2 separate regions of the Homo sapiens genome follow, and region 2 is linked to region 1. A link is a loop called in an ENCODE intact Hi-C map of the cell type or tissue named here. Cell type or tissue: K562. All regions are shown on one strand.

The links. Peaks named below come from ENCODE experiments on the same cell type or tissue, not always from the same donor. Only the 100,000 strongest peaks of a DNase experiment are listed, where the experiment ranks them.
Region 2: a loop joins it to region 1, with 8 times the contacts of the local background. A loop is called at or near these places in 6 of 110 quality-filtered maps.

Annotation. Positions count from the first base shown.
Region 1 is chr6:154,276,411-154,278,910 of GRCh38, forward strand. All of the region lies in intron 2 of IPCEF1 (interaction protein for cytohesin exchange factors 1), which reads right to left. Among named protein-coding and RNA genes, the nearest start is that of IPCEF1, 79 kb to the right of the region's middle. In K562, a CTCF peak has its summit at 1,038; no DNase peak of the experiment used is centred here.
Region 2 is chr6:153,230,045-153,232,544 of GRCh38, forward strand. No RefSeq gene overlaps it. Among named protein-coding and RNA genes, the nearest start is that of RGS17, 100 kb to the left of the region's middle. In K562, a CTCF peak has its summit at 1,170 (motif pointing right); no DNase peak of the experiment used is centred here.

The DNA of each region.
Region 1 (2,500 bases):
GATAAACTACTGTATATAATCATGGTGAGGGCTGCTTTGCCCAGAATAGAGTGACTTCTCTTGGAGGCTCTTATAATGATATTTGGCAGAACTGTTGCAAACTGTTTTCAGTCTTCACAGCAAGGTTGTAAAGTAACTTATACTTTAACACGTGAAAAAACGAATATACAGAGTGGGTGGACTAACTAGTTTACATAGCTAGCAAGTTAAAGCCAAATTTGAATTCAGATTTTCAGACTCCAGGTCCAGGGCCCTATGGTCATCAGCAGTGCTGTCTCAGAATAATCTTTGCCTTTTCAAATTCTCCTTAGAAGCAGGCTTTTATTTTCTTTTTGCAAACAGTAGATCTCATTACATTCTTAGAGAATGAATGAGTCTAATAATTCTTACAGACACTCAGGGCAAGACATGCAGTAGGCACCTAACAAATATCTGTTGACTTATATTGGCCCTGCCTCAACTTTAGGACAAGTTAGAATGAGTAAGCTATTTACCAAATTTAGACAATTCAGAGGGACCTTCGGTGACTAGCAGTGATAACGTGGCTGCCAAAGGGCTACTCGTGGGATCATAGATCAGCTGCCACTGTGTGGTCTGGAAGGGTCTGATCAGCAGGCAATACAGCTCTCAGAAAGAGACACTGACGAGCTGCATGCAGCTTGTTTGGGAATTGCGCATCCTAGGTGAGGCTTCATTCAGAAACTATGAAGGGCTCACGTCCTGGTCAGAATCCCACATGGGCAGGCTATGAATTGAAGGCTTAAACCATATCATGCTGGAAACCACACAGGCACAAGGACCTCAATTTTGCATCTGCTGAAAAATCTGGGTTAGTGTCTCCAAAACATCTAAAGCAAGAACGAGAGATGTCACTAAAACACACCTATTTATTCTTTAGGAAGAACTGTTAAATTAAAGTCATTCTTAAATACCCCCCATCCCAAATTGAGATATTTGTTGACACAATCCACATAAGCGAATGCCGTCAAGAATAGATTTGCTTTCTCTGAAATCATAACATGTATGCAAAGAGACACCTAGTGGAAGAACACCTAAGTACAATATTTAGCTTAAGACCAAAGATTAAATCGTCCAACTCCCTAATTTGACATTCTTTCAATTTCAATAGCGCATTTTTTTAAACCACTAGAATCATAAACTCAGAAATCTAAGTTTTCAAAAAGAAAATGTTCTATTTGTTTTTCCAGGAAGCATTGGCTCTTTTATTGGTTGTTGTTGTTGTTCATTAGACTATCTTACGTATAAATTACTGCGAAGTAATACAAAAATTACAGAGCAGACTGCAGCTGGCCAGCCACTTTACTTCACCTTTCCCTGAACACATGTGGGCTTATTTTTTTGTTTCCATTCCTTTATAGACTTTGCCTGTGAGATTTTCCGCTTGTCTTTGGGTTGCTTTTTTCTTGCTTTTAACTAGGTAAAGCCAGACTTTTTTTTTCCAGCCAGCTTCCTGTGGTCCGCCCAGCTTCCTGTGGTCCACCCACTCTCATCTTTACATGCTCACTTTCCCACTCGTACCTCACCTACACTGGGTACCGCACCCACCTCCTCATCTTCCATGCACACGTGCACCTTCCTCTCTCCCTCCTGCCCTAGATACCTTCATTTAACCTCAAAAGGAAAACTTTGTTATCACAAAATAGAAGGAATCACCTATTTTTTTCTTTACTCCATAGTACTAAAATTCAGCTATGACAAACGTTGAAATTATTATTTTTAAACTCCTGCATAGAAAAAAAGTTTAGATTGGAAATTGATTTTTAATTTAACAGATATGTTTAATTGCAATTTCTATGACCTCACAGGCACCACTTCATGGGATTTTACATCTGAAAGAGGAACATGTGCTCTAGCAGAAGCCAGACTGACATTCACCAGGTCCAGGTCTCCTGACACTGCTGTGCTACAAAGAGCTGAGCCCTGTGGACAGGTCCGGGAGAATGAGACGCCAAGTAGAGAATGGGAATCCAAGAGACGCCAAGGCTCCAGACGTATGGATGCAAAAGTGATCTTGAAAGTAGAGATCCTCCGATCCTAGCCACCCCAGCTAAAGTCACATGGGTCAAAGATGAACTGCCAAGCCAAGTCAACCCCTCTCCAAATTCCTGTCATGGTCAAAACAAAAAGGTCCTTACTCCACTGTTTTCAATAAGTAAGAAGGTCCTTATTCCTACATCACATGCTTGATGGTGACATGTTGAAACCTTTTCCTTTGATATTAGGAATAAGCCAAAGATTCTCATTATCACTTAACAACATTGTCTCAAAAGTACTGGAAAACAATGGTAAAAATATATATATATATGATTAAAAGGTAAAAAATCAAGATTGTCAGTATTTTCAAATGATATAGTTTTACATGCAGAAAGAATCTACACATTAATAATTACAATTAAAAAGTGGGCCAGGCGTGGTGGCTTATGCCTGTAATCCCAGCACTTTGGGAGGCTATGGTGGTGGATTGCTGGAGCTCAGGAGT
Region 2 (2,500 bases), 1.0 Mb before region 1:
TTTACTTGATTAAAAGCTAAACAAATGTGACATTTTACCTTTCAATTTAAGCAGTGTTAGTTTTCTAACCTTGGAATTTAAAAAAAAATTCAATTTAAATTCAAACTGCTCATTACAGAAAGTTAAGAATGATCTTCTCTAGCACAGTAGTCAGTATTTTATCATTATTATGCCTATCTTACATGGTAATGAAAGTTGTCGAGCTTGTGAAATAGGATATAATGACTAGGGATATTAAAATTGATCATATTTCTCAAATTCATTAACAATTAGATTCTTGACAATGCCTTTAATTATTTTCCTTCTGTAGCATGTTGGCTTGGGTAGTTTTTACATCATGGAGGGCATAAAATGTTTTAACATGTTTCAGGAGAAAGTGGTTTGCTTGTAATTTGTATCTTCCTCCATGTGTACAACTTTAATTTTGACATGGATATGGTCCAAAGATACATGAGAAGGGTGGACAAATGATTCACTTTTAGAGGTTTATAAGACTACTCCTTAGTTCACTGGAAAAACTCATTTGCTAAATGGACCCTCACTGCTCTGTGAGATGTTTACTTTGCTCTTATGTAAGTTCAGACTGCTTCGTTCTTCTAGCATTAACTTAGTTTTGGCTATTTCTTCTTATCCCTTTTCATGGTATATAAATGCTCAGCAGACACTTAAAATCATGTGAAAGACAAACCAAACTACTTTTATTTTAAAGCTAATTTTCTGAGTGTAATTTTCTTATCTGTGAAATAAGAGTTGCACCATAGAAAAATATTTTTTTAAAAAAATGAATGAAGCAAATCTGATCACTTTAATCTCTTTGTTGTTTAAGGTTAACATTCCCCTAAACACCCTGAAATGTAAAAGAAATTTTAAACAAATTGAGGGTACTCTCTATATTTCCTTAATTAGTATATTTTTGGAAAGAGTATGCTGTATACTGTTTTTGTTCAAAATCTTTTCCTCAGATAAATAATAGGGACATTGAATAGAAATAAAATGATGCAGAGGGTAAAAGGCTATTGTGAGACTTTGCTTTCTTTCAACAATTAATATATATGTTTTCACATTCAGTTGCGTTTGGTGATTACAACAGAGAATTCCTTGAAAATCGCAGAAAGATCAGTACCTGTCACATGCTAAATGTGGTATAAATTATGCCAGCTGCGTTTCTAGGCGCCAACACCAGACGGCGCTAAAACACTGCAGTTAGTTGCCTGCCTGCCAGTCGAGGTGATGTTCACACTTCGTTCTACGCACAACGCGTGTTCTGTACATATTGCTAAACTGAGGGATGGGCAGAGAAGGGCAAACTGTAACTACAGTTTATTTTAGCTCATGTTTAAATACAGGATATACTCTGTTTTCCTTCTGTACAGGAGAGGGAACTCTTCACAGGTGAGCTCAAGAATGCATTTCATTACCCTTTGTCTCTTGTTCTTGTTGGCAAAAATCAGTGGTTAGGTGCCTGAGTGTGAGCAAAGAAATAACTGGCTATATCCGTCTAAATTAATCACTAGTAAGGAAAATTAGGGAAGTTACAGGAAGTAAAGACCCTCAGGCAAAGGCTCAGGGATAATTTAGAAAGAACTAGAAGGGTGCATGGTGGGAGTGTAGTGAAGAAGCAAACTTGATTTTTGAAAACCCAGAAAAATATAAGAACTAGTTTTCTTCTTTTTCCCTGATGCTATTGCCTTTCAAAACGATGAAATAGTAAATGGTAAATTTTGAGATTGCATGTTATAGTCAATGCAAAAGTTTTTAAGAAAAGCAGATATACTTGCTGCTTCTTGAGTTAGAATATAGAATGAGAGATCTAACACAGCAGTGGCTGTGTTATAGATAGAAAATGTGATGGAAAGCAGTTGCAAAGCTGGGCATAATTCCATAAAATTTTTCTTTTTTTAAGATATATTTGCTAGTAAGGCAGTATACACACAACAGAGCACTTCAGTTTCAAATTATGTTAAAACATCTATGAAGTAGTCAGCAGTATCATAGATTTTTTGCTTCTGCCATTCAATGAGGCCCTGTCATTGACAGAGCTTGGTGACTACCAATTGTTGATGTTGATGGGCTATGCTGGGGCTCTCAGGAGAGCTGGGGTCTCTGTTCTCTGAGGTTTTCTAAAATTCTGAGATCATATGGTTTCATAACAATGAAAATCACTTGATAGCAGCAATGGAGTTGTCGTTATGAATACCGATTTGTTTAACTGTTAGTTGTGAACACCTAGGAATGAATTTGCTTCTTAATGGCCATATTATATTGGACATTCTCAGAAAAAAAGGTTTTTAATGAAGAAAATAAAAACCAAATTTCAAAATATACTACAATTATATTTTCTATTCATTAGACAAAATAAGAGAAAATGAAAAAACCATAAATTGATGACTTTAAAACTAAAAATAGGTTATTTATTCTTAAACAAGAATTTATTTCTTCTTTAAGAAATATAATAGCTGAGAACCTCAAAAGAAACCTACACCTAAGGAATGATGTGAAG